2 separate regions of the Homo sapiens genome follow, and region 1 is linked to region 2. Evidence: chromatin loops called from intact Hi-C (ENCODE). Cell type or tissue: B cell. All regions are shown on one strand. Each heading gives the region's core, and the rest is flanking DNA. Links, peaks and the distances in the headings are about the cores only.

Region 1 (15,978 bases), core at 4,811-12,810, 82 kb after region 2:
TTGGCCTCCCAAAGTGTCAGGATTATAGGTGTGAGCCACTGCACCCAGCCTGGATTTGCTCTTTTATCAAGAGGTTAATATTTATTCTTCCGTTCAGTGAACCGTGGGATTGAATTCCCCCAGCGATTGAAATGAAAGGGCTTATGTATAACATTTCCTGAGGAATGGTAGTACCAGAGTTCAGAGGAGACCTCAGGCCATTTATTCTATAAACTCAGAAGCTGTAGTTCTAGATGATGTGGCTTCTTCAGGGTGTTGAGAAGTCTCTGTTATCTCGTGCCTTGTTGGATTAGAACTGATTGAGCTCTGTCTGCTGCCCCAAACATGTGGCTCAGCCAATCTCCAGTGGCATCTGCAATGTGGGTATTCTAGCCTCCAGTGCTCACGTGGCTCACCTTAGAAAGGGCAGATATTCCTATTTCCTGACGCTGCTGGAGAATGAGGTCTGAGTCAGAAGTCCTCAGGTGTGACCTGCCCAGAACTATCTGAAATTGCTGGATTTCTTGTTCTTCCTCAGTGTTTAACAATCACCCAATTGCTCATTCTCACCAGCGACTTCCTCAGTAAGAGCTCAATATTTGAGGTGGTGCTGCATTTTGTCAAACATTCATGCGTGTTAGCCCACTTAGTCTTCGCAGCACACAGTGGATTAATGGATTTTTAAAAGCTGGTATTTATGCACGATGGAATACTACTCAACCATAAACAAGAAGGAAATTCTGTCATTTGTGACTACATGGATGCATCTAGAGGACATTATGCTAAGTGAAGTAAGCCAAAGAAAGAAAGACAAATGGTGCATGATATCACTTATATGTGAAATCTGAAAAAGTCAGTTATAGAAGGAGAGTGTAACATGTTGGTTACCAGCGGCTGGGGGAAGGGAAGGGTGGGTGTGGAAAGGGGAGATGTTGATCAAAGGGTACAAAATTTCAGTTAGGAGAAATAAGGTCTGATGATCTGCCTTACAGCATGGTGACTATAGTTAATATGGTTAATATTATAATAGTATTGTATACTTCAAAATTGGTAAAAGAGTGGATTTTAAAAGTTGTCACCACAAAGAAATGATAAGCATGTGAGCTGATGGATATGTTAATAACCCTGATTTAATTATTCCCCAATGTATACATGTGTCCAAACATCACACTGTACCCCATAAATATAATTGTCAGTTAAAAACTTAGGAGTCAAGTCAGATCTGAAGAGAAGTCAAAACAGATTTCATACAGTTAATTTAGAGACATGGGACCCAATTAAAAATTTGTATTACTTTACTTGGTATTTTAGAATTTAGCTGTTATTTTCTTGTTACACACACAGGCACAGGCACACAAATCCTCTATTTAACTGGCTTTCTCAGTAGGAACTCCATCTGTGTATTTGCAACAGCTGTAACTCAGGTTGGATGCTCCCCAGGGTGCTGGCCTATAAGTCATATTGGACCCTGATCTGAATCTGAGGGAATCTGGATCTCTCTTGTAGGAAGCTTTTGGTTTAACTGGGAAGACAGGATGACAGTCAGTTGTGGAAGCTGAAGCGTAATCACCTCATATTAATATGGTGGCAATTTTATATCGGAGTGAGCTCTGAGCTGCAAACAGCCTTCTAGGAAGCAGGCAGGGGACCCCCATCCAGGGTGATGGTAAGAATCCTGATGCCCAACTGCAAGGTGTTCAGCAGGGAGGGAGCACTCGTGGAGTCCCAGTGCAGAAGTCTCTGAGCAGCCACTTAGCCTCCCTGTGTTTGTGGGGTAACAACCCGAGTTCATGTTGTGGGCATCTCATGCAGTGTAGTAGCTGGTCACTGTCAAGTGTCACTATTTCATTGAGTCAGAAGCCTGCAGAATTGTTCTCATTCCAGGGAGTGAGTCAGTCTGCTGTTGCTTACTCTCGGTGCTGGCTGAGCTCAGCAACCTGCTCTCTTCCTTCAGTTCAGGTTTCTCCAGGGCAAAGAAGTCTTTATTGTTCCTTTCTGTATGACCAGATGGGAAATGAATTATAATATAGTCCTTAGATTATATTCCCACCTGGTAGCAATGCACTGAGTTACCTGACCTGAAATTTGTTGGACTTAGTCTCCATGGAGGAGGATTTACCATCTTCGTTGTCTCAGAAGTCCTGGTAGTGCCTCATGCCAGCAATTTAGCAGGAGCAAAAGCTTTGAGACAGTGTTCTGGATCTGCTGAGCTGGTCTAAAGGAACCTCTTTTGCTTGAAGTAACTGTGATAGGAACTTTGTTACTGCTTCTGTTAGCTCAGGTGTTGGAATGAGAATCAGCAGCTGATGAGGTGAACAGCTAGGAGTACTGGAATTATGGAGTAGTGGAGGTAGATTTTATAAACAGAGGGTCCCAGTTTTTTGGAAATGGGAAAGAGAGAGGGTAGACTGGCCTTTCTAGAATTTGTAACAGAAAAGAGGACCCAGGAGCTTCCATTGACTAGTTAGTTAATGCAGTGCGGGATCTTAGCTGGTTTGCTTGGTCCAATTCCTGTCTCTCGGTTTCTTTTTTCCCTTCCCTTCGCTGCCTTCCCCTCCCTCTTCCCTTTTTCTTTCCAAGAGAATTGAGTCACTCCATATAAAAGAAGCAGCCAGTTGGCTAAAAAGTCCAACAAAAAACAAGTATTTATAGCTCTCCAAATTTCCCACTTGTCATTATCAGTATACTTTTGCACACAGTTATAGTCGGTGTTTGGGATCCTTTTTAAAAAAATAAAAAGTTTCTGTAGGCTTTTCCATGCATGAACACAGCTTATCAACTTGCCCCGGCTGTGCCAGGATTCCATTGTTGACTGTTGTTTGAGCAGTCATGCCCTTTGTTCTTAGGCTGTGTGTTGTTTTTTTCCTAACATCATAGTATGGCTGGGTATTATTTTGATACAGATTACAATTACTATTACTATTTCTTGAAGTGTATTTCCCAGAGTGGAATATTTTAGGATCTTTTTTTCTCTTTTGTGGGGGTGGGGAACATGTAGCTTCTTGTGGATATTAGACATTGAAGTCTAAAAAGGTTCTATATTTATGATTTGGCCCTCAATTTTCTAGAGATTCCAATGGTTCCTGCAAAGAAAAGAGCATTCAAGTATAGAAACCAGCCAGACTAAGTCTGGACATGTAGCTTTTCAGAAAGTGAAAAAAAATTATGTTTCTGCAGTTGCAAGGTGGCCTCTGAATGCCACACTGTGTGGCCACTCCCTTGGACAGTGGCTAGGCCACAGGGTCGCCTCCCCTGGCCCCAGTCTGTGGGTTGAATATGCTAACCGAGCCTTCCCAGGAGCCTCCTCTGCCCCCAGCCCCCAGGTCTGTACAGATGGTAGTTGGTACTTTCAGCCCGCCTTGAGAACTCAGTATTCTTCCTGTTAGCTTTCCTTCAAAGTAAAATCGGTAGAACCTATTTTGAGTGTAGAAAATTTGAAGTCGTGGACAGCAGATTACAAAAAATTGCCCACCACCATGCCTGGCTCATTTTTGTATTTCTAGTAGAGATGGGCTTTCACCATGTTGGCCAGGCTGGTCTCGAACTGCTGACCTCAGGTGATCTGCCCACCTCGGCCTCCCTAAATGCTGGGATTATAGGTGCGAACCACTGTGCCTGGCTCCTTTTTGTATTTTTCGGAGAAGCACAAGGACTTGTTGTTTAATTAAGCAAGACTATACTCTCCCAGAGCATGCAGTTATTATTGAGTAAAACACAGTTAATGAGATTTAATCACGTTCCCTATCACTGTTGTGCAGCATGATAAGTAGGTGCAAATGGCAAGAAGCACGCTGAAGTTACTGCAGTTGGTAACCTGGGCCATGGATGGCACTTGTCTTTGCCTCATTTTGCCTGTAAGAAGCATGGGGCCTGTGGTCCTGGGGTACCTGGACCCTCAGCCTGGTGTGTGTGTGCCCTCAGCCTGGTCCTTTACTTCCATCACCCATCTAGAGGCTCCAGGACCCTTTACTGCACCCCTCCCTCCTCTAGATAGCTCAGTGTTTTCATCCCAGCACCTTTTTCTCTGCTGCCTGAGAACTGAGCAGCCAGAGACAAATTTTGGCTCTCAGGGTCCTCAAGGGTGTACAGCAAAGCTGTTCTTATTATTTAAAGTATTTTATTTATTTATTTTTGAGACAGAGTCTTACTTTGTCGGCCAGGCTGGAGTGCAGTGGCATGATCTCGACTCACTGCAACCTCTGTCTCCCAGGCTCAAGAAATCCTCCTACATCAGCCTCCCAAGTAGCTGGGATTACAGGCTGGAGTGCAGTGGCTCCATCTCGGCTCACTGCAACCTCCGCCTCCCAGGTTCAAGCGATTCTCCTGCCTCAGCCTCCTGAGTAGCTGGGATTACAGGTGTGTGCCACCATGCCTGGCTAATTTTTGTATTTTTAGTAGAGACAGGGTTTTACCATGTTGGCCAGGCCGGTCTCGGACTCCTGACCTCCTGATCTGCCCACCTCGGCCTCCCAAAGTGTTGGGATTACAGGCGTGAGCCACCGCGCCCGGCTAGCAAAGCTGTACTTTTACCAAAAAAAAAAAAGAAAACATTTATAAATCAAGGTCTGAAGGCCCATGTGAGGCTTATTCTACAGCTTGCAATGCCTGTTTTTGCCCCTTGGTAAGTGGACGCACAGCTGGGCAGCCTTATGCTATCTCTGTGAACTACCCATTTCTGGCTTTGTTCATAATATTCCCTTGATCTGGAGGCCCTCCCCCAGCCCTGCCCCAAATCCTGTCTGTGTTGAGGGTCCTGCCCCAGGAAGCCCTCTGCATACTCTTCCCTGCATGTAATACCTGCCTGCTTTCACATTCTTCTAGACTGTGCTGTGCATCGTACAGTTCATCAGCATTATTGCAGAGTAGAGTGTCTCTGATTTGGAGTCAAGAGAAGGTTCCATTTTTCTGTACATCCCGATGTTTATTTTCTGAGTGTTCTCAGACATCACTAAGCCTCAGTCAAAATAAAGTATGATCATGATGTAACATTCATTGAGTGCTTATCACATGGTAGGCATTGTGCTATATGAGTTATTGCTTGACTTCCTAAAATAATCCCAGTAGAGATGCTAAATCTAAAGGTGAGAGAGATGGTTCAAAAAGACCTCAGTGAGCAAACCATGTACTATAATATCCTAAAAGATAACAAAAATGTAACTAGGTATCTAGAGAAAACTCAGGAAGGATATGTGCCTTGGGCCTTTTAAGGACCATTTCTTAACACTTCTGTGTTCTTCTTGACACCTGTTTCTGGGTAGAGCACATAGAAAATGCTCAGTAAATAAGTTCTTTTTCCTTGGCCCAGTTTGGCCTGATTTGGCCCCAGTTCTGTCTTTGTGAGTTACTTTATTAGTTGTCGGTGCTACTGTGCTGCTATTCATGTGGAAGATTCCCCAAATGGGCTGCGCCTTACATTGCCTGAGCAGAAGCCCCGAGGGATGGAGGATGAGCTTGCCTTGTTATGGGACTGTGTTTCCCTGGCTGACAAAGGCTCAGCATTTGCAGCAGGCAATGGGAATTGATTGGCCAACTTAATATTTCCTTCAGCCTAGCAAAGTCCTGAGTAGGCTAGGGACAGTCTGCTTTTTTGGTAACTCCTGTAGGCTGCCTTCTGCACAAGGCACCCAGCCTCTCACAGGTAGGATGAACTGGCCTCAGCACGCTTGCAGAGGGGTGGAACTGTGCGTTGCTTGCCAAGCTTTTTGTTTCCCTAAGGTTTTTGAGGTTTTCTTTGTTTTTGGTAACTTTCAATTTTTTTTTTTTTTTTTTTTTTTTGGACAGAGTTTCACTCTTATTGCCCAGGCTGGAGTGCAGTGGCGCGATCTTGGCTCACTGCAACTTCTGCTTCGTAGGTTCAAGTGATTCTCCTGCCTCAGCCTCCTGAGTAGCTGGGATTACAGGCACGCGCCACCACATCCGGCTAATTTTGCATTTTTAGTAGAAACAGGGTTTCTCCATGTTGGTCAGGCTGGTCTTAAACTCCTAACCTCAGGTGATCCACCCACCTTGGCCTCCCAAAGTGGTGGGATTACAGGCATGAGCCACCGTGTCTGGCCTAACTTTTAATTTTGATACGGTCTTTTTTTTTTTTTTTTTTTTTTTTTTAAGACAGTTTCGCTCTTGTTGCCCAGGCTGGAGTGCAACGGCGTGATCTCGGCTCACTGCAACCTCTGCCTCCTGGGCTCAAGAGATTCTCCTGCCTGAGCCTCCCGAGTAGCTGGGATTACAAGTGTGCACCACCATGCCCGGCTATTTTTTGTATTTTTAGTAGAGACAGGGTTTCACCATGTTAACCAGGCTAGTCTCAAACTCCAGTCTGCCTCGGCCTCCCAAAGTGCTGGGATTACAGGCATGAGCCACTGTGCCCTGCCTTGATACAGTTTTAAGCATACAGAAAAATGGTAAGAATAGTACAAAGAACTCTCATACCTCTTCCCCAGATTCACTGCTAGGATTTTGCCTTGTTTGCTTTTCTGACTTGCCAGTGTCCCCCACCCTGCAGCATATGCACATGCACACACACTGTCTTCTGAACCATCTGACAGGGAGTTGCAGGCAGTGTACCTTTACTTCTGAATACCCCAGTGTGTATTTCTTAGGAACAAAGACATTCTCTTATATAATCGCAGTACAATTATTTTTAAAAACCAGCAAGCTTAATGTCAATACAATGCTATTACCTAATACATTGTTCATATTCAGATTTTTTCCATATTCCACTATGGTCCCAGTAATGGCAGAGCTTTATTTTAAAGAAAACAATCCTGGGGTGTGTGGGTGTCACCTTGGTTACATTCGCTCTGAGGAAAGCAGAACCGACAGGTATTTGGGGAAGTGACTGCCGTGGGTGCCACATCACCAGCTCCTTGTGTCTCTGCAGGACCAGAGGAGCGAGAGCAGCAAGAACCACACCCAGCAGCAATGTCAGCGGAAGTGGAAACCTCAGAGGGGGTAGACGAGTCAGAAAAAAAGAACTCTGGGGCCCTAGAAAAGGAGAACCAAATGAGGTGAGCGATGGGGGCTGGCTGCACTGAATCAGGTGGGCCCAGCACCTGTCGTGCTCAGCACACCTGGTTTTGTCTGTTGGCAGCACTGGGGAGTGGCCATGGGCCATGAGCTCTGGACCCCTGGGTGCCTGCTTGGCCCTGCAGGGACCGCATACAGCTTCGGCTGCTTAGAACTCTCCCCACTGGTCCATTGTCTCATCCAAGGAGGCAGGGCAGGTGCTCCTGGGAGTGCTGATAGGATTTGATGGTAGTTATCCTTTTTTCTTTTTAAAAACTTGTGCGTTTCCTCATCTGGGCTGAGAAAGGGTAAACGCAGGCAAAGCTGGCTCTGTTCAGTCTTTTACCACATAAAAGACTGCAGGGCAGCCTTTCCTTACTCTGTATAGGGACAGCTCATGCTAAACCTGAGCTTCCAGGCCCTGTTCTGCATCATTAGCCTCTCATAGCCCTGTCATTGGCCAAGTTTTTTTTTTATCCCTTGAAATAATTGCTAATAATAAATTGATTCTCAGCACATGGATGATAACGAGCTAATCTCCTAAAGAAGACAGCAGAAGCCAGACCATGATAAGGCCAAATTTTTCTCACTCTTGTAGATGGATTGTGTGGACACATGTAAGCCCCTGCCCAAGTACCACCATCTTTAGGATCACATGTTTTCTACCTTGTCCATCCATCCACACACCTTTACAACTGTGTAATTTCGTTAAGCAGCACAAACCCAGCGTCCTGGCCCTAGCCTCTCGGTTGTCTCCTTTGCATCCTTCCGTGCTTGGTCCTAGTCACATATAGTCTCAAAGAAGCTGTGGGTCCAAGGTGGGAGGAAGGCAGTAGGGCCATCTGAGGAGACCCATGGTCACAGCCTTACTGAGGTGTGTGAATTCCAGAAGACACGTTCCAAGGCAGGCTGTTCTTAGAGAAGCCAGCAAATACTGAAGGGAATACAGATGTGTGTCTCTTCGACCACTAGGTGGCCACAGAAGCAAAGCATTGCTCATTTGGGTGGTTCCCAACACAGACACATGGACGTGGGTACTACTCTCAAGGAGCAGGCCACAGTTATCCCTTGTGTCCTGAGTCCTTGGAGCAGAATGTCATGTCTGCTTGTCCTGTGTTCCCTGACAAGTTGCTGCTATTTGTGTTGGAGTGAAGTGTCTGAGAAGCCCCAGCCTCCAGTACAACAGGTGGTCACCTTGGGGTGTGGACTCAATCTTCTCTCTATGGTCCTTTCTGGAAAGCTGGGAAGGGCTAATTGACACACAAACACCTCCCATCTCTCCACAGAATGGCTGACCTCTCGGAGCTCCTGAAGGAAGGGACCAAGGAAGCACACGACCGGGCAGAAAACACCCAGTTTGTCAAGGACTTCTTGAAAGGCAACATTAAGAAGGAGCTGTTTAAGGTTTGTGCCCCGCATTGGGTTCCAGACTGTCATATGGGGTTGGGGTGGGGGCCTTGGTCCCATGAGAAAAGTGCCCCTGGAGCCACTCTGAGGGAAAAGCTGGGCTTTTCTCCACACTCCATTCCTTCTTGACGTTAAGCTCTGGCTCTCGGCTGGGTACAGTGGCTCATGTCTGTAATCCCAGCACTTTGGGAGGCCGAGGCAGGTGGATCACTTGAGGCCAGGAGTTTGAGACCAGCCTGGCCAACATGGTGAAACCCTGTCTCTACTAAGAATACAAAAATTAGCCGGGTGTGGTGGCGCGTGCCTGTACTCCCAGCTACTTGGGAGGCTGAGGTGGGAGAGTCACTTGAACCTGGGAGGCGGAGGTTACAGTGAGCCGAGATCGTCCCACTGTACTCCAGCCTGGGTGACAGAGCGAGACTCTTTACCCCGCCAAAAAAAAAAAAAATTGGTTCTCATGGCTTAGATAGAATAACATAGTGGTGTGAAGGAAGCAAAAGTATGCGTGTTCCAAAGACTTCACCATGCCATTCCTTTAAGAAACAAAAGCTTCCTTGTGTGTTAAATAATTCACTACATAAAAATGGACCATAGGATTGGGTCTTTGGGGTTGGGGGTTGTCACTTGAGCCTCTGCATCCAGCTGCTCGGATGTGGTGTGCTCAGGCATAGCTGGCCTCCTCCTGTCACCTCCACAGCTGGCCACCACGGCACTTTACTTCACATACTCAGCCCTCGAGGAGGAAATGGAGCGCAACAAGGACCATCCAGCCTTTGCCCCTTTGTACTTCCCCATGGAGCTGCACCGGAAGGAGGCGCTGACCAAGGACATGGAGTATTTCTTTGGTGAAAACTGGGAGGAGCAGGTGCAGTGCCCCAAGGCTGCCCAGAAGTACGTGGAGCGGATCCACTACATAGGGCAGAACGAGCCGGAGCTACTGGTGGCCCATGCATACACCCGCTACATGGGGGATCTCTCGGGGGGCCAGGTGCTGAAGAAGGTGGCCCAGCGAGCACTGAAACTCCCCAGCACAGGGGAAGGGACCCAGTTCTACCTGTTTGAGAATGTGGACAATGCCCAGCAGTTCAAGCAGCTCTACCGGGCCAGGATGAACGCCCTGGACCTGAACATGAAGACCAAAGAGAGGATCGTGGAGGAGGCCAACAAGGCTTTTGAGTATAACATGCAGGTACTATTGGGGGCTGCCAGCTGCTAGGGCTGAAGAGGGAAACTTTGACAGTGGTAGCAGATCCATAGTGGCCCATGAAGGCACACATGGCATTAGGACAGATGAGCTGCAGGGTGCCGAGAGGAAGGTGGCCACCAGATTGGCCACCAGAGCTTGTGGGCCCAGTGGGTGGTTCCCAGCATGGAGGCCTGGTGTGATAGATGCCAGTGGGTAGTGTTTTGGGAAGGGTGAGTCCTCTCGCACATAGAGGGGTCTGGAAGAATGGAGCTGGCTTCCTCCCTCATTGCAGGATGCTGGTCTTGAAGAATGGTTAATTTTCTTTTCAAGTTTTGCTCTGAGAAGCCCTGCTTTATAAGTTAATAGAGAGCCAGTGCCACCAAGGAGAGTAAATAAGCTCTGTTTACAAGTAGCCTTTAGATGAGGCTGAACCTGGGGAAGCTTACTCTGTCCCCAGGTCCTGTCAGCTTCCACTGAGGCCTCCCAGGGCACTCAGGATGAGTATGCCCTGCCACAGTCTCATTCTCCCATGTTCCAGGTTTTCTGTTGCTTCTTGATAAAAAAATAACCAGCACCTAGAAATGGGGATGTACTCATGCCCTCCTGTCTGTGCTGTGGTAGTTTCAGTGGCTTGAGCCACCTCAGAGAAGGCTACATCTCTGGTCAGTTCCCAGGGGAGACCCAGCATTTGGCAGCCTTCTTGGGGTACCAATATCCACACCTCCCCAGAGCTCTTGCTAGGGAGGGAAGACCATCAGGCAGTGCAGCTGCCGCCCACCAGTGCTGCTTGCTGTGTAGTTGGCACACCTGAGCAAGCTCACCTGCTCCAGCTCACTCTCTCTGGAGGGCGTCCTCTAAAAGGAGAGTGTAGCCAGGCGCAGTAGCTCATGCCTGTAATCCCAGCACTTTGGGAGGCTGAGGCAGGGGCATTACTTGACCCCAGGAGTTGAAGACCAGCCTGGGCAACCAAGGTGAGACACCATCTCCCCACAAAATTTAAAAATTAGCCAGGTATGGTGGTACACACACGTAGGAGGATAAGGTGGGAGGACCACTTGAGCCTAGGAGTTTGAGGCTGCAGTGAGTTAGCCATGTTCATAACACTGCACTCTAGCCTGGGCAACAGAGACCTCATCTCAAAAGACATTTAAAAAAAAAAAAAAAGTATGGGCAGCCCAAAGATGGCTCAGTCGATCCTCTGCTCCTGCAGATATTCAATGAACTGGACCAGGCCGGCTCCACACTGGCCAGAGAGACCTTGGAGGATGGGTTCCCTGTACACGATGGGAAAGGAGACATGCGTAAATGCCCTTTCTACGCTGCTGAACAAGACAAAGGTAGGTCTGTGTGTCCTGAGCTCCCCTCCTGGGGCAGGTGTAGCAGGAGACTCCACTGATGCCATGTCTCCTATTGGTGCTGCCACACAGGTGCCCTGGAGGGCAGCAGCTGTCCCTTCCGAACAGCTATGGCTGTGCTGAGGAAGCCCAGCCTCCAGTTCATCCTGGCCGCTGGTGTGGCCCTAGCTGCTGGACTCTTGGCCTGGTACTACATGTGAAGCACCCATCATGCCACACCGGTACCCTCCTCCCGACTGACCACTGGCCTACCCCTTTCTCCAGCCCTGACTAAACTACCACCTCAGGTGACTTTTTAAAAAATGCTGGGTTTAAGAAAGGCAACCAATAAAAGCCAGATGCTAGAGCCTCTGCCTGACAGCATCCTCTCTATGGGCCATATTCCGCACTGGGCACAGGCCGTCACCCTGGGAGCAGTCGGCACAGTGCAGCAAGCCTGGCCCCCGACCCAGCTCTACTCCAGGCTTCCACACTTCTGGGCCCTAGGCTGCTTCCGGTAGTCCCTGTTTTTGCAGTACATGGGTGACTATCTCCCCTGTTGGAGGTGAGTGGCCTGTAAGTCCAAGCTGTGCGAGGGGGCCTTGCTGGATGCTGCTGTACAACTTCTGGGCCTCTCTTGGACCCTGGGAGTGAGGGTGGGTGTGGGTGGAAGCCTCAGAGGCCTTGGGAGCTCATCCCTCTCACCCAGAATCCCTCTAACCCCTTGGGTGCGGTTTGCTCAGCCCCAGCTTATCTCCTCCTCCGCGCTGTGTAAATGCTCCAGCACTCAATAAAGTGGGCTTTGCAAGCTACCTCCTTCCCTGCCTCCTGGCACCGGGTGGGTCAAGCCACCTCCCCATAGGAGAGTCCCTCAGAAGCAAGGGCATGTTATGTCTGTGTGGGGAGTGGACATCGTCCATCATGGCTCCCAGCAGCCACCTCCTGCTCTGGGTCTACTCTCCAGCACCTCTAGTCTCCAAAGCAAAGTCACTCTAACCGTCTTGCAAAGATCTTTAAAGTGTATCCAGCACTGCTATTTTTTAGCTCAGAAATACCTTAGAGGTTTCCTACTTAAAAGGTTTTTTTAAAATATATATATATATTTAAAAATAAGGGTTTTAAAAAAGCACATATTTGTATTTAAACAATTCATTCTCTAAAAGAGAAACATGAACTTAAATAATTTTATTAATAGGAATCTACTACCTGTAAAAGTTTTATTTCAAAAAGGGTTAAAAAGTAGGGAAACTCTTTAAACTACTGACCAAGACTGCCACCTTCATAATTCAGATGAGTTAGTGCAGAGATGGCCAGGGCCAGAGGTCGCCCAGAACCTGCGTGTGCAGACTGCGCTCTGTTAGTCTTCTGCCTGTCAGCCTCAGCCCAGTCTGTGTTGCTTAAGGGTGCGCCTCCCCAGGGCTGGATGATGCTGTGCTCAAGCCTGCGGGTAGGAGGGCTCCAGCTTGCAGATCCCATGCGTGGATGCCATATATAGATGGTTGAAACCAGCATCAGAGGAAGGAAGGTGACCTTACAGCCACTGCCGAGACCAACGTGTGCCCTGGCCCAGTCACAGCTGGAAATCCCAGGGCTGGTCTACACCCGACTCTGGTTTGGTTTAATTAGGTCCTTACGTGTTGGTGTTGTCCCAGGCAGTTGGCATGGCATCAGCACTGAGGGTGTGAGACCCTGAGGACTCAGCCTCCCGTCCTGCCAGTAGACTGCCTGCAGCCCCACCCTCTTTCCCTCAAAAAAGAAGGAAGCCAGGCAAGAGAGCAGAGGCCCAGGGCGGGGGAGTGAAAGGGCCAATTTAATGAGAAACTACAAACTGAGACTGGGCCACGATTCACAGTGACAGGAGGCCATGCAGTGGCAGTGCGAGACCAGGAAGGACAGTGGCAGGATACAGTGGTCCAGGTGAGCAAGTTCACAAACCATTCAGGAAATAAAGACAGGGCGAGGCTGGTGTCCACCAAGGCAGTTCTACCACTTGTGGCTGCTCCTTCCTCGTCCCTAGCCCAGTGTGCCTGCAGGAGCAGGTGTGAGCAGGCACAGCAACAGCCTGTCAGCTGGGGTGAGGGGCCCGGCACTTACAGGGAAGAAAATCCATGGAGAAGGCTCTGCACATCCAAGCGCACCCACAAGGGGGACCCTCTGCCATCTCTTGCCCAGTTGGGATACACCAGCCACCAGGCAGAGGTCATACCCACACGCAGTGAGGACACAGGGCAGACGGGAAGGGGCTAGGCTCAGGGGCTCCTTCCGGCCCCAGCAATACAGGGTTCACAGAGGCATGGCCTGAAAGGGGGTCTGCACACTGACTCAAAGGGACAAGTTCCTTCTTAGCTACCAGGGTCTGATCATTCACCCAGGTACAGTGTCCTCTCTACCTGACACCAGGCAGCTCTCGGGCACTGGGACAGGGTATTAGACATCCTGGGCTTCTATACCTGAGAGTTCTGAGGGCCAGAGTTGGCAGTTTTACTTCCAGCCACCATGCCCCACCTCTAGCACCCCAGAGGCGCAAAGTACCCAGAAACAAACCCAGGCTTTGTGACCCTGTCCTACGTGGGCCCACCTGACTCCAGACAACTTACCCATTCTCGGCCCAGCAGGTCAGAAACGCCTGTGGCCACAGGCCTGGGGACTAACTGGCTAACTGCTCTGGCTGCTGTTGGTCCCAGGGGGAAAGAGTCTGGACTGAACCTGTACCTTGTTTGGAAACAGAGGCATCAGGACCCCAGCAGGAGACCCCTCCCAGCTTATCTTCCCGATCACACACACCAAGCAGACCAACAACACACAAGCTCATTGTCAGCCCCCTGCCACCCACTGACCCTTGGCCTTAAATCCCAACAGAATTTTTGCCAGAAGAGTCAGCGGCTCAGGTAGGGCAGGGTGAAGAGGACAGGACTTCTAGGGGATGGTGGCACGGCTCCCAGCCCCAAGTGGGAGCGGGAAAGTGACCACTGAGCACAGGGAGCAAAGCACAGGGGGCCAGACTGACAGGCGGGGGAGTCCCGAGTCCCAGCTCCGTTAGCACAGGCGCTTGTACGTGTAGATGTAGGCTTTGCAGCTGGGGCATGTGTGCGTCACATCCTTGAAGTCATTGATGAGGCAGGGGATCAGGCAGCAGCCCAGATCACATCTGAATCAGAGACAGGGAAGAACAGGCTGAGGCCTGCTGCGGAGGAGGCAGAGGCAGCCAGTTGACCCTGGTGCAGCCCCCACCCTACCAGTGCCCACACCACCTACCCCATGAAGCAACAGAAGAAACCCAGCACGAAATTCATCAAGCCAATCTCGTAGGAGATCTTGGTGGTGATGGCCTGCTGGCAGTGGGGACACACCGTCTGCACAGGCGCTCCCTCAAAGATCTCTCCCTGCAGCACTGTCACCGTGGTGGCAGCTCCTGAAGGGACCAGGACTGTGGCTGTGTGGCCCCCAGGGCCAGGGTAGGGCCCTGGCGTGTAGGGCCCTGGGGGGTAGTAGCCCATGGGTGGGTGGGGGCCTGGAGGAGGGTAGAAACCTGGAATGGCACAGAAGATGGAGGCGAGAGGTCACTGGCCTGCCACCTGCACCAGACAAAGAGATTGGCGCAAAGCCCCACGGTCCACAGCGCCCAGCGTGCAAGGCTACGCCTCAGACCTCCTACCGCCCTCCTAACGGGCCAGTGGGAGGCCTTACAGCTGGGGCCCTAAGTCAAGTGGGGCCACATTCTCCCAGCCCTTCCTGGTCCCCACCCCTTGGGGCCCATGACAGATGTGGCAGAGAGCCAGGCACATGGCCCGGTCCCTCTGCTCCTCTGTCTGTCTCCAGCATGCAAGGACAGGGCACTCAGCCTCAAGCCCATGACCAAGAGAGGGAAAGCCTTGCGGGTCACCCACCCCTCTCCTGCACACAAGGCGCCCCTCCCCACCCATGTCAGGTCCTGGTGTGCCAAGGACCAGCCCTTCCTGACCAGCCTGAATAAGAGCAGTCCCACCTTCCCACGTCCACAGTCCCTGTCCACACACAGCCTGAGCCCTAGGCAAGGGCTGGTTGGGCGTGTTGGAGTCCCTGCCCTACAGCAGATGCCCACCTGTACTGAGGACAGCCAGCGCAGGCCAGACAGCAGCCAGGAGTTCCCCATGCTCCCCTCAGATCCCTTCCCCACTCACCCGGAGGCATGTAGGTGCCATCTGCACTCATGTGTGGTGGGATGAAGCCAGGCTGGGGCATTGGGTGACCCGGCGGCTCATAGGGTGGGGGGCCAATGTCCGCAGGGGGCAGTGGCATGCCTGGAGGGGGCTGCATCACAGCTGGGGAGGAACGGCCTGGACAGAGAGAGGCAGAAAGAGGAGACTGAGCTGGAGCCTCTGCACGATGAGCTCGACCAGAGGCCACTGTTTTGGGACACAGATGGGGCCCAGGGGTAACCCTGGAGTGGGCATCACCACTTAGAGAGTCCCAACCATGCCATGGCGGCAGGGGGCTGCAATATGGAGCCTCAGGAACAGTGACCCCCTACCTGGGGTGGGCGGGGCTCCACTTTTCTCTTCCAGAAGTGGGGCTGTGGGGCCCCCAGGATAAGGAGGGGGAGGCTCGCTGGACATCTTCGCTGCTTCTCCTGGACATGGAGGGAAAACCCAGACATGAACTAAGCTCCCAGCCAGGTTCCTTCTCCTTCAGCCCTGTGGGGTGGCCAAGATGCTGCACAAGGCGTGTGACCATCCTCAGAAGGGTCTGCCTCCAGGCACTGGGGATCCCCCACCTTTCCCAGGGCCACCTAGCCCAGAGCCACCATCCTCACCTCTCAGTAGTCACCTGCTCTTCCCTGTTTGGAAGCTGAAGGGCAAGGACAGAACCCAGGAAGCAGGGCCCAGTGAGGTAAAGTCCCCCAAGGAGCCTAACTCAGCACTTGCCCCACACGAGAGCAGTTTGGCACCGAGCTCTCCCCTCCCCAAACGTTTAGCGGGCACTAAGGCAGTCGGAGGAGACACTGGACCGATCTCTGCCACAGGCTGCACTGGGAATGGGGGTTCTGGGGGATTTCTTACCTCAAATCCGTGCTACTCAGAGAAGGGA
Region 2 (15,978 bases), core at 4,283-12,282:
CCAATCGCAGCCGTCTCCGGCCCCCTGGGCCACGCCCCCAAGCCCCTCTCCTTTCGCGCGCGCACCACCGGTCCCGCCTCCCGGCCAATCCAGGTACGGCCGCCCCGCGAGGCCACGCCCTGATACCGAGGGGACGGACTGGCGCGGGTGGGAGGTCACGTGGGGCGCAGCTGTCAGCCCACGTCTCCTGCGGTGCTTGCTTGCGTGGGGTCTCGGCTGCAGCATTCGCGATTTTGTGTGCAGGATTTGCTGTGGAGTCTTTGCGGTGTACCTAGCACGCCTTCCAGCACTATCTACCTCTTCCTGTAGAGAGGGGAGAAATTAGCTCCATTTCAGAGACAGGAAACCCCCGGCTAAAGGAGAGTGTAAACTGTCGGTCCCCAGGTCACACCAGTGGTAAGAGGCAGAGGGGGAACAGGGGCCCAGGTCTAAAGCAAATCCCTGTCCACCGGGCCTACTCAAAAGCCTCTGCATCCGGCCAGGCGCTCTGCATCCGGCCAGGCGCGGTGGCTCAGGTCTGTAATCCCGAACTTTGGGAGACTGAGGCAGGAGTATCCCTTGAGCCCAAGAGGTCGAGGCTGCAGTTATCTGTGACCGTGCCACTGCACTCCAGCCTGGGAGACAGAAAGAGACCCTGCCTCTAAAAATAATAATAATAATAGCTTTTAATTTTTCTTTAGTATTTATTCATTTATTTGACACGGAGTCCCTGTCACCCAGGCTGGAGTGCAGTGGCGCGATCTCAGCTCACTGCACCCTCTGCCTCGCGGGTTCAAGCAATTCTCTTGCCTCAGCCTCCCGAATAGCTGGGATTACAGGCGCCTGCCACCGCGCCCAACTAATTTTTTATTTTTAGTAAGAGACGGGGTTTCACCATGATGGTCAGGCTGGTCTCGAACGAGACTCAAGCAGTCCTCCCAACTTGGCCTGCCAAAGTGTGGGGATTATAGGAATGAGCCAACGCACCCAGCTGATTCTTGCATTTCTAAGGTTTGAAAAGCAATGCTTACATTTTATCTTAGTTCGGGCAGAAGTGTATTTACTGTGAACCAAAGTCACTTGTGGTTTATTGAAAAGGCTTTTTGTTTGTTTGTTTTGAGACAGAGTCTCACTCTGTTGCCCAGGCTGGAGTGCAGTGGTGTCATCTCAGCTCACTGCAACCTCCACCTCCTGAGTTCAAGCGATTCTCCTGCTTCAGCCTCCCAAGCAGCTGGGATTACAGGTGTGCGCCACTACTCCTAATTTTTGTATTTTTAGTAGAGATGGGATTTTGCCATGTTGGCCAGGCTGGTCTCAAACTCCTGACCTCAAGTGATCCACCTGCCTCAGCCTCCCAAAGTGCTGGGATTAGAGGCATAAGCCACTGCGCCCAGTCCAAAAAGGTTTTTAGAAAATCATCAGGTTGGCCGGGCGCGGTAGCTCACGCCTGTAATCCCAGCACTTTGGGAGGCCAAGGTGGGTGGATCACCAGGTCAGGAGTTCAAGACCAGCCTGGCCAAGATGGTGAAACCCTGTCTGTCCTAAAAATATAAAAATTAGCTGGGCGTGGTGGTGGGTGCTTGTAATCCCAGCTACTTGGGAGGCTGAGGCAGAGAACTGCTTGAACCCGGGAGGCGGAGGTTGCAGTGAGTCGAGATCGTGCCATTGAACTCCAGCTTGGGTGACAGGGCGAGACTCTGTCTCAAAAAAAAAAAAAAAAAGAAAAAAAAAGAAAATCATCAAGTGGCTGGGCATGGTGGCTCACGCCTATAATCCCAGCACTTTGGGAGGCCGAGGTGGGTGGATCACCTGAGGTCAGGAGTTCAAGACCAGCCTGGCCACCATGGTGAAACCCCGTCTCTACTAAAAATACAAGGCGTGGTGGCAGGTGCCTGTAATCCCAGCTACTCGGGAGGCTGTGGCAGGAGAATCACTTGAACCCGGGAGGTGGAGGTTGCAATGAGCCGAGATCATGCCATTGCACTCCAGTATGGGAGACAAAAGCGAGATTTTGTCTCAAAAAAAAAAAGAAAGAAAGAAAATCATCAGGACAGTGGTCCCACTGGATCCTAGGCGACCGAGGCACAGCTCATCATCCCCTTTCATAGGGAACTGCACCTGCTACAGACATCACAGACCAGAACATCTGGACCACACATTCCTCACCCACTTGGAATTGTCCTATACTCTGTGTGAAGTAAAGAAAATGCTATACTTAAGACAAATCATGCCCCTGAAGAGCTGGGCTCAGGCTCTTCTGCCCTCTGTAAAAGATCTCTGAGCTCACATGGGAGAGTTGCAGCCATTGGCAGCCATGAACTTGGCCAGTCCCATTATACTTCAAATGATCAGTGGTTTCAGCAAGAAATCACAGAGACCGTCTTGTCTCCCATTGCCTTCAGCCCAGCACTGTCGGGGAGCACCATTAAACCCCTTCGCAGCTCTCACAGATATCCACAGCTCAGGAGATGGGGAAAGTGCTCTGTGGAATTGCTGGTCTAGTGAAATGAAAGTGTGGAGGGGGAAACGCTTACGACTTTGTGTTCCCTTTGCAAGTAACATTTGTTTCTCCTTTTTTTTTTTTTTTTTTTTGAGATAAAGTCTCTGTTGCCAAGGCAGTGCAATGGTGTGATCTCAGCTCACCATAACCTGTCTCCTGGATTAAAGTGATTTTCCTACCTCAGCCTCCCGAGTAGCTGGGATTACAGGTGCATACCACCATGCCTGGCTAATTTTTGAATTTTTAGTAGATATGGGATTTCGCCATGTTGCCCAGGCTGGTCTCAAACTCCTGAGCTCAGGCTGTCTGCCCACCTCGGCCTCCCAAAGTGCTAGGATTACAAGCGTGAGCCACTGTGCCCGGCCTGTTTCTCCTTAAAGCTCACATTTTTGAGCTTCTGCCTGGAGAACACGGGATCATATTCTGACTGGCACTGAGGATAGGTGTAGCTTGTGGCTTCTGCAGTCTTTGGCAACAAGCCTGGGATGGATCCATTTGTGTCCAGTTGCAGCAGAAGTCCTTGAAAGGCAGGGCAGCAGTTTGTACCCATGGTAGTAATAAATGCTTGCCCTGCCTCTCTTTTGTTGTGAAAAGCAAATGAAAATAAGCATGAGAAAGTACTTCAGAAACTCCCAAGAGCCATATGCTTGGGAGATACTGATCGCAATGACGATTGATAGGCACGTGGTTTAAAGGAAAAACACACAGTTTTGTTGTGAGAAGACCTGGGCTTGGGTCTTCATTCACTCACTTACTAGCTGTGTGGCCTTGGACAAGTCTTTTCATCTTTCAGAGCTTATTTTATTGTTGTTTTTTTTCTTTGTGGGCGGGGTGGTGTCCGTTTGTAAAAATGGGAATAGTCCTCCCGCTACCTACCTCATAGGGTTGGGCTCATATCAAAATAGAAAACAAAGCCAGGGAACAGTGGCTCATGCCTGTAATCTCAGCAGTTTGGGAGACTGAGGCGGGCAGATCACTTAAGGTCAGGAGTTCGAGACCAGCCTGGCCAACATGGCGAAACCCCGTCTGTACCAAAAATACAAAATTAGCTGGGTGCAGTGGTGCATGCCTGTAATCCCAGCTACTCAGGAGGCTGAGGCAGGAGAATCGCTTGAACCCAGGAGGTGGAGGTTGCAGTGAGTCAAGATCGTGCCATTGCACTCCAGCCTGGACAACAAGAGCAAAACACTGTCTCAAAAATAAATAATAATAAAGTCTAACCAAAAAGAGACCAGGCATAGGCCCAGGCTGCTCTCAGCTGGGAGTCTTTCCCATGTTTTTCTTTCTTCTGTGTGGCAGATCCCAAGGACTTTGTCCTCTCTTTTGGTAATTACCATCATCCACTCCACTCCTTAAGAGTTCTCTGCTTCATAATAGAAAATACTGGCTCCCCAACAATCAGCCTTCCTGCTATCCCTGAAAACAAGAACACACACACCATTTCAACGTGGAGGATTTTTACTGTTCATCACTATGGGGAACTAGATGGGGGATAAACGAAAATACAAAGAAAAAAAGGGGGGGAAGTTACAACGGTGACAGTTTTCATATTACTGAGCTCTCCTCTAGTTCCTAACTCACTCTGAGGTAGTAAATGGAAGTCCTTTTGGCTCTTGTTTTCAGCTTCTATACTTGAAAGTTGTTCTTCTCAACCAGCAGCATCCCCCCAACCCCCATTTCTCCTAAGTTTTGGGCTCCCCGTGAGTAAGTAACTCTGTCTGAGTTCTTAGTATCCTCAGTGCTTAGTACAGCCTGGCACATGGGGCCAACACAGATTGAGCAATGGCTACGCATCAAGTACTATAGGAAGCCTTTACATGATTATGTCACTCAGATGACCCTTTGAGGACATTACTATTTTTTGTTTTGCTTTATTTTGAGACAGAGTCTTGCTGTGTTGTGCAGGCTGGAATGCAGTGGCGTGATCTCGGCTCACTGCAACCTCCGCCTCCCAGGTTCAAGTGATTCTCCTGCCTCAGTCTCCCCAGTAACTGGGACTACAGGTGCGCGCCACCACGCCTGGTGAAATTTTTTTTTTTTTTTTTTTTGAGGAAGAGTCTCACTGTTGCCCAGGCTGGAGTGCAGTGGTGCAATCTCAGCTCACTGCAGCCTCCACCCCCTGGGTTCAAGTGATTCCCATGCCTCAGCCTCCAAAGTAGCTGGGATTATAGGCACGTGCCGCTGTGCCCGGCTCATTTTTGTATTTTTGTAGTGACAGGGTTTCACCAAGTGGCCCAGGCTGGTCTTGAACTCCTGACCTCAGGTGATCCACCTGCCTCGGCCTCCCAAAGTGCTAGGATTACAGGCGTGAGCCACCACACCCGGCAATTTTTGTACTCTTTAGTACAGATGGGGTTTCACCATGTTGGCCAGGCTGCTCTTGAACCTCAGGTGATCCCCCCACCTCGGCCTCCCAAAGTGCTGAGATTACAGGCGTGAGCCACCACGCCTGGCCGACGTCGTTACTATTAAGTCCTCATTTATTTATTTGACATATGGTCTCCATTTGTCACCCAGGCTGGAGTGCGGTGGCACAATCATGGCCCATTGCAGCCTCAGCCTCCCAGACTCAAGCAATCCTCCCACCTCAGCCTCTCAAAATGCTGGGATTACAGGTGTGAGCCACCGTGCCTGGCCTATGTCCCCATTCTAGAGAAAAGGAAACAGAAGAACAGAGTGAAGTAAGTTGCCCAAGGACACACAGCTGGTAAGTGGCACAGCTAGAATTCAATCCCAGGCTGTCTGACTCCAGAGCTATACTCTTTTTTTTTTTTTTTTTTTTTTTTTTTTTGAGAAAGTGTCTTGCTCTGTTGCTCAGGCTGCAATGCAGTGGCACTATCATAGCTCACTGTAGACTTGAACTCCTGGACTGAAGTGGTCCTCCCACCTTGGCCTCCCAAATAACTGGGACCACAAGCATGCGCCACCATGCCCGGCCAATTAAAAAATTTTTTTTTGTAAAGATGAGGTCTTGCTATGTTGCCAAGGCTGGTCTTGAACTTCTGGGCCCAAGTGATTCTCCTGCCTTGGCCTCCCAAGGTGCAGGGATTGACAGGCATGAGCCACCATGCCTAGCACAGAACCCATACTCTTTTTCTCTTTATTTTTGAGACAGAGCCTCACTCTGTCGCCCAGGCTGGAGTGCAGTGCCGCAATCTTGGCTCACTGCAACCTCCATCTCCTTGATTCAAGCAATTCTCCTGCCTCAGCCTCCCGAGTAGCTGGGATTATAGGCGCCTACCATCACGCCCGGCTAACTTTTGTATTTTCAGTAGAGACGAGGTTTCTCCATGTTGGCCAGGCTAGTCTCCAACACCTGACCTCAGGTGATCCGCCCGCCTCAGCCTCCCAAAATGCTAGGATTACAGGTGTGAGCCACCGCGCCTGGCCACAGAACCCATACTCTTTTTTTGTTTGAGACGGAGTTTTGATCTTGTTGCCCAGGCTGGAGTGCAGTGGCGCGATCTTGGTTCACTGCAACCTCTGCCTTCTGGGTTCAAGCGATTTTCCTGCCTCAGCCTCCCCAGTAGCTGGAAATACAGGCATGTGCCACCATACCTGGCTAATTTTTGTATTTTTAGTAGAGACGGGGTTTAACTATGTTGGCCAGACTGGTCTTGAACTCCTGACGCTGTGATCTGCCCTCCTCGGCCTCCCAGAGCGCTGGGATTACAGGCATGAGCCACCGCGCCCAGTCAGAACCCGTATCTTTTTTTTTTGAGACAAAGTCTCACTCTGTCACCCAGGCTGGAGTACAGTGGCACTATCTCAGCTCACTGCAACCTCCGCCTCCCGGGTTCAAGCAATTCTCCTGCCTCAGCCTCCCGAGTAGCTGGGATTACAGGCGCCTGCCACCATTCCCGGCTAATTTTTGTATTTTTAGTAGAGACAGGGTTTCATCGTGTTGGCCAGGCTGGTCTTGAACTCCTGACCTCAGGTGATCCGCCCGCCTCAGCCTCCCAGAGTGCTGGGATTACAGGCGTGAGCCATTGTGCCTGGCCCAGAACCCATACTCTTCATCACTATGCTGGTCATTTAAGTATTTGCTGAATGTATTAAAGGAACTCTTGCTCACCTCCCAACACCCTTGTTCATCTCAGTCCTCCCCATTCCGTAGCCCAAACTCTCTCCAACTATTACTTGCAATTTACAATAGCTTGGTCACTGTTCTTCAAAGGACTGGTGGTTTTATTTATTTATTTATTATTATTATTTTTTTTTGAGAGGGAGTTTCACTCTTGTTGCCCAGGCTGGAGTGCAATGGCGCGATCTCGGCTCACCGCAACCTCCGCCTCCTGGGTTCAAGCAATTCTCCTGCCTCAGCTTCCCGAGTAGCTGGGATTACAGGCATGCGCCACCACATCCAGCTAATTTTGTATTTTTAGTAGAGACAGGGTTTCTCCATGTTGGTCAGGCTAGTCTCGAACTGCTGACCTTAGGTGATCCGCCTGCCTCAGCCTCCCAGAGTGCTGGGATTACAGGCGTGAGCCACCGTGCCTGGCAGGACCGGTGGTTTTTAATCTTCGAGTCTCAATGCCTGTGGAGAATTTGACGAAAGCTATGGGTATCTACCCAAATTAACATCCACGTACACAAAAATTTGGTGTACAATGCTGGGAGTAGCGGGGAGGGGGAGTAGCACAGATTCCCAGGCTTTGGGGATGGGGGTGAAGATTTATGAGCACAGTTTGTTTTAAATCCAAACAAGAATCCTCAGGTTTTTTCCCCATTGCTTGAGGTGGTTATGATGGTGGGAGTGTGAAAATTGAAAGTCCTTTGCAAGACTAACCAGGTCAGGTCTCCCTTCCTAGCCTCATCTCATCACATACTTTTTTTTTTTGAGACAGAGTTTCGCTCTTTTTGCCCAGGCTGGAGTGCAATGGCGTGATCTCGGCTCACTGCAACCTCCACCTTCCGGGTTCAAGCCATTCTCCTGCCTCAGCCTCCGGAGTAGCTGGGATTACAGGCATGCGCCACCACGCCCGGCTAATTTTGTATTTTTAGTAGAGACGGGGTTTCTCCATGTTGGTCAGGCTGGTCTCGAACTCCGGACCTCAGGTGATCCGCCCGCCTCGGCCTCCCAAAGTGCTGGGATTACAGGCGTGAGCCACTGCGCCCGGCCACCACTTCTTTTCTTTTTTTTTTTTTTTTTGAGATGGAGTTTCTCTTGCCCAGGCTGGAGTGCAGTGGCGCGATCTTGGCTCACTGCAACCTCCGCCTCCTGGGTTCAAGCGAGTCTCCTGCCTCAGCCTCCCGAGGAGCTGGGATTACAGGTGCGTGCTACCATGACTGGCTAATTTTTGTATTTTTCGTAGAGACGGGGTTTCACCATGTTGGCCAGGCTGGTCTGGCACTCCTGACCTCGTGATCCGCCGGCACCTCGGCCTCCCAAAATGCTGGAATTACAGGCGTGAGTCACCGCGACCGGCCTCATCACATACTCTTAAATTTAGGGTTTAAGCAAAGAAGGCAAACACTTTCATATCTTAGACATTTGTTTCTTAAGTTCAGGCTACTTGGAATACTCCATCCCTACCTGACACACTTTTCATCGATGTTCAGTTTGAATCTTACCTCTTAGAAGCCCTGACATCCCAAACTTCCTCTCTCCCATTTTAGAAATGGAATGACTCCTTCACCTTGTATGACTGTAACAGTGCTTATTCCTGTGATAGCATTTAACATTGTTAGTTGCTAAGGAGCCTCTCTCGAGTCATTGTTTGCTCCTCCCGAACAGGGATGGTGTATCAGGCATCACTGTATCCCCGATATTCTAGAACATGCATGACACACAGTAGGCGCTCACAAGTTTTACTAATTTAGTTTTTGGGCAGCACGGCTCCCATTCGGAACCAGCAAGTTCACTGCAGGTTTGGAGAAGGCTAACACGCTTAAGGAGAGAGCTGAGGTCGGCGCGGTGGCTCTCGCCTGTAATCCCAGCACTCTGGGAGGCCGAGACGGGTGGATCACGAGGTCAGGAGTTCAAGACCCAGCCTGGCCAAGATGGTGAAACCCCGTCTCTACTAAAAATACAAAAAAATTAGCCGGGCGCGGTGGCGCGCGCCTGTAATCCCTGCTACTCGGGAGACTGAGGCAGAGAATTGCTTGAACCCGGGAGGAGGAGGTTGCAGTGAGTTGAGATCGCGCCACTGCACTCCAGCCTGGCGACAGAGCGAGACTCTCTGTCAAAAAAAAAAAAAAGAAAAAAAGGAGAACTGAGTCTTGTTAGAGGAGGCGGGTGGGGAATCAGCCTAAGAGACAGTGAGACTGCGGCCAGGATTCTGAGGGTGGCGACGAAGATTTACTAGAAGCGCGCGGAGACGGCATGAGTAAAACTCACGCAATTCGTCGTAAGTCTCAGGGTCAGCAGGAGGAAACCACGCACTACATGCTGGGAGCGGCGCGACGGAGGACCGCGTTGTATGCTGGGACTTGTAGTCTCGCCCTTAGCCAGACCCCTCGGACCACTTAAGTTCGGCTACATTCAACCACGTCCTTACACCGATAACGTACACCCATTGGTTGTCTAGCACAGAATAGCGAGGTTCTGCACGGCGAGTCTACCTAACAACACTCTTCAGAGCAAACCCCGTTTCGGCGATGGCTACCCGGAAGGCGCGTTGGCTGCGGCTACGCGTACGGTGCGCCTGCGCGTGCGCGACGCATGCGCCTCTACGCGCGCCCGCCGTTCCCGCGAGGCCCACCTAGAGCCGGGCGGCGCAGGCGCAGAGTCCCCGGGCCAAGATGGCTGCGCGGTGCTCCACACGCTGGTTGCTGGTGGTTGTGGGGACCCCGCGGCTGCCGGCTATATCGGGTAGAGGGGCCCGGCCGCCCAGGGAGGGCGTGGTGGGGGCATGGCTGAGCCGCAAGCTGAGCGTCCCCGCCTTTGCGTCTTCCCTGACCTCTTGCGGCCCCCGAGCGCTGCTGACATTGAGACCTGGTGTCAGCCTTACAGGTGAGGGCAGGTTCCAACTTCCGAGTGGCGGTTTCAGGGCCTAGAAAAGAGTGAGTCTCCTCGCTGTGACTACGGCTGCAGGGGTAGTGGGGTGGAGGGTGTCTTCCGACGCGGATGCACAATTGCCGGAGACACAGACAGGCAGGAGGCGGGGAGGCCCCAGTGGCTGCTCAGCCGTCAAGGAAGGGAGAGAAGCGTGGAGCCCCCGGCGGCGGTGATGAAACGCCCCGTAGATCGTGAACCTTCACCTCTCTGTCAACATTTCTGGAGGCCGCTGCTCCCTCGTCCTCTTCCTTTCCCATCTCTCCACCTTCTAGCCCGTAGCGGAAGGGAAGAGCTAACTGCCATTCGGAGAGGCCTAGGTACTTTGTTACAACAACCCTGCAAGATGCCTGCCGTCATCACCATTTTAAAGAATGAGAAACTGAGATTCAACGGAGGAATCGACCAGCCCAAGGTCATGGAGTTAGACTAGAAGAGTTGTCTCAAACCCAAAGCAGTCATGTCATAGTTTACGCTCTTTCTACCACGTGGTGCTAATTGAAGGGCACAGTTAACAATCTTTTTAGAAGTCTTTAGTTGGTGATTGTAATAATAACACAGTCAGACATTTATTGAGCACTTACTGTTGGCCAGGCATGGTTTTCCCCTTACATCACATTTCCACATGATAGGCACTGTTATTCCATTTTATAAAGATACTGAGGCTTAGATGTTAAACCACTTATAAATGTCACAAGGAGGTGGAGGCTTGATATCATTGCCTGAGATGACACTGAATTATACATTAAGCCTTGAAGTGCTTAGTCATGTTTTCTTTTCTTTTCTTTTCTTTTTTTTTTTGAAACTGAATCTTGCTCTGTTGCCCAGGCCGGAGTGCAGTGGCTCAATCTCGACTCACTGCAACCTCCGACTCCTGGGTTCAAGAGATTATCCTGCCTCAGCCTCCCCAGTAGCTGGAACTAGAGGCATGCGCCACCACGCCTGGCCAATTTTTGTATCTTTAATAGAGACGGGATTTCGCCATGTTGGCCAGGCTGGTCTCAAACTCCAGACCTCAGGTGATCCGCCTCCCCTTGGCTTCCCAAAGTGCTGGGATTACAGGCGTGAACCACCGTGCCCTGCTTAGCCTTCTTTTCTTATGCCGTGTGTTTTGTGCTGTGTGTTGTACGTACCTGAATTGTGCTAGTTTTGTGTCCTCTAGAATTTGTGCAAATGGTATTTAAGCTATCTATAAATTTATAAAGATTAATTAAAGGGCCCTGACAAGATAATTTATACCAACTAACTTCCTGTTGCAATCCAGTTTGTAATAGTTACATAGTAGACAATCATTAAAGTATCAGTAATTGTGGTTACTTCATGCAATGTAAAGAAAAGAGCCTGGGCTTCAGGGGTGAACTTCCCCAGCGTCTGTGAGCGGGGTGTATTATTTAACCCCTTCGAGCACCTGTCTGAAAATTCATTCATTCACAGGTGTTAATTGAGGCCAATTGTATGCCAGCCACTGTTCTGGGCACTGAGGAGATGGCAGAGAACAAAGAGATTGGATGTGTGTTTGGTTAAGAGAATGATTATTTATGTATTTAATTATTTTTTAAGACAGGGCCTCCTGTTGCCCAGACTGGTGCAGAGGCACAATTACAACTCAGTGCAACCTTGACCTCCCAGGTTCAATCGATCCTCCATCCTCAGCCTCCTGAGTAGCTGGGACTACAGGCATGCACCACCACACCCAGCTAGTTTTCTGTAGATGGGGTTTCACCATGTTACCCAGGCTGGGCTAAAGTGATTCCCTTGCTTCAGCTTCCCAAAGTGCTGGGGTTACAGGCATCAGCCACTGCACCTGGCCAACAGAATGAATTTTTTTTTTTTTTGAGACGGAGTCTCGCTGTGTTGCCCAGGCTGGAGTGCAGTGGCGCTATCTCAGCTCACTGCAAGCTCCGCCTCCCGGGTTCACGCCATTCTCCTGCCTCAGCCTTCTGAGTAGCTGGGACTACAGGCGCCCGCCACCACGCCCAGCTAATTTTTTGTATTTTTAGTAGAGACAGGGTTTCACCGTGTTAGCCAAGATGGTCTCGATCTCCTGAACTTGTGATCCACCCGCCTCAGCCTCCCAAAGTGCTGGAATTACAGGCTTGAGCCACCGCGACCGGCCTTATTTTTATTTTGAGATGGACTCTTGCTCTGTTGCCCAGGCCAAATTGCAGTGATGTGATCCTGGCTCACTTCAGCCTCCCAAGATGCTGGGCTTATAGGTGTGTGCCACCATGCCAGGCTAGATTTTTCAACATGAGCAAAAGTGGCCATTTTTAGAGCTTGCTAACATTTTCTAATGTCAAGGTTGTTTTAAATAGAATCTGGCTGCATCTTTTCATTCAAATATTAATCCTTAGGTGACTTGTTTTATTAAGCCAAATTTGTTCATGTTCCAGCTGTACAAATTTGGGAGCACTCGTTATTATTGTGTATGTGAAAGAGAGAAACAGGCACTAAACACTAAGCTTTGTGTGAAGCTGTGACTAAGGAACTGCGGTTAGCTGTCTTGTTCCCCAAGTGAGCTCATAACCTGCCATGGGCAAGTTTTATATCAGGTAGTGTACACAGGTGAGAGGTGGCATCCTTCAGGGTACGTGCTGTTTTCACAGATAGAGTCATCAACTGGTTGGGCGGGGTGGCTCACGACTGTAATTCCAGCGCTATGCTGGCGCTGAGGCAGGAGGATCACATGAGCCTAGCAGTTTGGGACCAGCCTGGGCAACATAGGCAGATCCCATCTCTACAAAAAGATTTTTTTTTTTTTTTTTTTTTTTTGAGACGGAGTCTCACTCTGTCGCCCAGGCTGGAGTGCAGTGGCACGATCTCGGCTCACTGCAAACTCCGCCTCCCGGGTTCAGGCCATTCTCCTGCCTCAGCCTCCCGAGTAGCTGGGACTACAGGCACCTGCAACCGCGCCCAGCTAATTTTTTGTATTTTTAGTAGAGATGGAGTTTCACTGTGTTAGCCAGGACGTCTCGATCTCCTGACCTCGTGATCCACCCGCCTCCGCCTCCCAAAGTGCTGGGATTACAGGTGTGAGCCACCGCGCCCGGCCAAGATTTTTTTTGTTTGTTTGTTTGAGACGGAGTCTTGCTCTGTAGCCAGGCTGGAGTGCAGTGGTGCGATCTCGGCTCACCATGATCTTGACTCACCGTGATCTCGGCTCACCGCATCCTCCGCTTCCTGGGTTCAAGTGATCCTCTTGCCTCAGTCTCCTGAGTAGCTGGGACTACAGGCACGTGCCACCACTCCCAGTTAATTTTTGTATTTTTAGCAGATACTGGATTTCACCATATTGGCCAGGATGGTCTCGATCTCTTTACCCATGATCTGTCCACCTCAGCCTCCTAAAGTGCTGGGATTACAGGTGTGAGTCACCGCGCCCGGCCTACAAAAAGATTTTTAAAAATTAGCTGACTGTGGCCGGACATGGTGGCTCACGCCTGTAATCCCAGCACTTTGGGAGGCCTATGCGGGCGGATCACCTGAAGTCAGGAGTTTGAGACCAGCCTGATCAACATGGAGAAACCCCGTCTCTACAAAAAATACAAAATTAGCCAGGCCTGGTGGCGCATGCCTGTAAACCCGGGTACTCGGGAGGCTGGGGCAGGAGAATTGCTTGAACGTGAAAGTCGGAGGTTGCCGTGAGCCGAGTTAGCGCCATTGCACTCCAGCCTGATCAACAAGAGCGAAACTGTGTCTCAAAAAAAAAAAAATTAGCCAACTATGGTGGCAACTGCCTGTACTCCCAGCTGCTTGGGAGGCTGAGGTGGGAGTTTCACTTGAGCCCAGAAGGTTGAGGCTGCAGTGAGCCATGATGATGCCACTGCACTCCAGCCTGGGCAACAGAGTATGACTCTTTCTCTACCAAAAAATTAATAAAGTCATCAACTGAGAAGCCATGTGGTGGCGAGCCTCTATAGTCCTAGCTACTCAGGAGGTTGAGGTGGGAGGATTGCTGGAGTCCAGGAATTTGAATTTGGCCTAGGCAACATAATGAGACCCCTGTCTCTTAAAAAAAAAAATTTTGAAAAGGTCATTAACTCAGCGTCCAAACACTAGTCTGTGATCTTGTCTCAAATCTAGTAGTAAGATGACATAACAACATTTTAGATGTGACTTTTCTTCCAAGCAGAAAGAAAGCAGTTGTTGGTGGCCAGGTATGGTGGCTCATGCCTGCAATCCCATTACTTTGGGAGGTGGGTTGATCGCCTGAGGTCAGGAGTTTGAGACCAGCCTGGCCAAGATGGCCAAAGCTTGTCTCTACTAAAAATAGAAAAAGTTGGTCAGGCGTGGTGGCGGGTTCCTGTAATCCCAGCTACTCGGGAGGCTGAGACAGGAGAATCGCTTGAACCCAGGAGGCAGAGGTTGCAGTGAGCCGAGATCGCGCCACTGCCCTCCAGCCTGGGCAACAAGAGCCAAACTCCCTGTCAAAAAAAAAAAAAAAGAAAGCAGTTGTTGGACAGTGGGTTGGCCATTCTTAGAACGACTTGGAGGCTTATTTTATTCTGGGTTGTTCTAAAAAGGACAGGACATTTACTGGTCATATGTGATAAAATAAATAGTCTATTAAATGAAATCTAATTATTGTTAATCATTGATGCCCTATGGATAATGTCAAAAGTCATCAGACTGGGGATGGTGGCTCATGCCTGTAACCCCAGCACTTTGGTAGGATGAGGCCGGCGGATCACTTGAGGTCAGGAGTTCGAGACCAGCCTGGCCAACATGGTGAAACTTCTTACCTACTAAAAATACAAAAATTAGCCAGGTGTGGTGGTGTGCGCCTATAGTCCTGGCTACTTGAGAGGCTAAAGCAGAAGAATCGCTCGAACCTGGGAGATGGAGGTTGCAGTGAACCGAGATCACACCACTGCACTCCAGCCTGGGTGACAGAGTGAGACTCTGTCTCAAAAAAAGAAAAAACAAAGCCATCAGTCTTGTAATTAAACGTGATTTGTCTTTATCCACATGCAGTTTTGTGCGTTACTATCTCTGTACTAACTCCTGTCCGTGTTCTCTGCCCGTAATGTTGAAGCCACAGCTGCCACAGGTCACTACCAGCCTCCGCCTTGTGGCATTGGAATGAGTGGTGAGAGAGAGGCTGGACTGGGCCGGGCAACCCCTTACTCCGAAATAAAAAGAGGGTTGAGTACAAGTTCAATAATAAGTCAGGTCTAGTGTTTTCTCAAGTCTGACTGAAGAAACACAAAGTGGTCTCCTGACCCCTACTACTTCCAGTGTGCTTTTTGTATCCCGAGGATATTGGGTGTGCCAAACACACGGATTTATTTCCTATTTCTAATTTTAAGTATCCTGACCATTCCTATCCATTCTCCTGTCTGATCATCCTTTACCTGGCCTCCTACTTGGATGTGCTCAACCAACCTCTGGTTGTGTTTTGTGCTGATTAACTTCGAGTAGTCTCCCAGGCTTCCTAGAGTTGTTTCTCTTTTTTTTTTTTCAGGTGGAGTCTTGCTCTGTCGCCCAGGCTGGAGTGCAATGGCGCGATCTTGGCTCACTGCAACCTCAGCCTCCCAGGTTCAAACAATTCTCATGCCTCAGCCTCCCAAGTAGCTGGGATTACAGGCGTGCACCACCATGACCGGCTAATTTTTGTATTTTTAGTAGAGACAAGATTTCACCATGTTGGCCAGCTTGGTCTCGAACTCCTGACCTCAAGTGATCCACCCGCCTCGGCCTCCCAAAGTGCTGGGATTACAATAGGCGTGAGCCACCTTGCCTGGCCTAGAGTTGTTTCTCATGCAAACCTAATGGGTTCTTTGTTTAACATTTGCAGTGGCTCCCTATTGCTCTTAGGATAAAATCCAGACTCCTTAGCATAGCTCTAAGGCCCTTCCTATTCCTAGGCCCCATTAATCGTTATCATCTCTAACCACCACTACCACCACTGCCATCTAGTTTAGTTATAGGTATAAATCTGTATGGATTCAAAGTCCTCTTTAGCCTATTTCTGTCTCTCTCTCTTTTTTTTCCATGTCATAAGTTTATTTACAAACATCTAGTATGTCATATAAGTTCAAGTCTTTGATCCATTTATTTATTTATTTTTAATAGAGACAGGGTCTCTGTGTTGCCCAGGCTGGTTTCGAACTCCTGGGCTCAAGCGATCCTCACGCCTCAGGTTCCCAAAGTGCTGGGATTACAGGCGAGAGCCACTGTGCCCAGGCTTATTTTTCTTTCTTTTTTTTTTTCTTTTTTTTTTCTGTGATGGAGTTTCACTCCTGTTGCCCAGGCTGGAGTGCAATGGCGCGATCTTGGCTCACTGCAACCTCTGCCCCCCAGGTTCAAGCGATTCTCTTGCTTCAGCCTCCTTACTAGCTGGGATTACAGGCATGTACCACCACATCCGGCTAATTTTGTATTTTTAGTAGAGATGGGGTTTCTCCATGTTGGTCAGGCTGGTCTCTAACTCCTGACCTCAGGTGATCCGCCCGCCTTGGCCTCCCAAAGTGCTGGGATTACAGGCAGGAGCCACCATACC

Evidence for each region. Peaks named below come from ENCODE experiments on the same cell type or tissue, not always from the same donor. Only the 100,000 strongest peaks of a DNase experiment are listed, where the experiment ranks them.
Region 1: it touches region 2 in a loop (16-fold over the local background); 4 of 110 quality-filtered maps call a loop at or near these places.

What each region holds. Positions count from the first base shown.
Region 1 is chr16:4,498,625-4,514,602 of GRCh38, forward strand. It overlaps HMOX2 (heme oxygenase 2), which reads left to right. Exons shown (of 6, transcript NM_002134.4): 2 at 6,860-6,986; 3 at 8,271-8,388; 4 at 9,089-9,580; 5 at 10,788-10,914; 6 at 11,005-11,723. The coding sequence starts at 6,901. The coding sequence ends at 11,132. It overlaps CDIP1 (cell death inducing p53 target 1), which reads right to left. Exons shown (of 6, transcript NM_013399.3): 2 at 15,951-15,978; 3 at 15,422-15,520; 4 at 15,072-15,227; 5 at 14,167-14,440; 6 at 12,045-14,059. The coding sequence starts at 15,506. The coding sequence ends at 13,948. Among named protein-coding and RNA genes, the nearest start is that of HMOX2, 30 kb to the left of the region's middle. RefSeq lists a silencer at 1,684-1,978 and enhancers at 14,593-15,120, 15,121-15,647, 15,648-15,978. In B cell, for the core only: CTCF peaks have their summits at 7,954 (motif pointing right) and 8,154; DNase peaks (open chromatin) are centred at 6,897 and 7,967; H3K4me3 peaks cover 1,312 bases; H3K27ac peaks cover 3,964 bases.
Region 2 is chr16:4,416,659-4,432,636 of GRCh38, forward strand. DNAJA3 (DnaJ heat shock protein family (Hsp40) member A3) reads left to right here and starts at 9,210. Exons shown (of 12, transcript NM_005147.6): 1 at 9,210-9,434. The coding sequence starts at 9,224. It overlaps LOC124903635 (a long non-coding RNA gene), which reads right to left and starts at 9,131. Exons shown (of 3, transcript XR_007064963.1): 1 at 8,820-9,131; 2 at 3,701-3,895; 3 at 67-303. In B cell, for the core only: no CTCF peak of the experiment used is centred there; DNase peaks (open chromatin) are centred at 8,343 and 8,993; H3K4me3 peaks cover 1,979 bases; H3K27ac peaks cover 2,530 bases.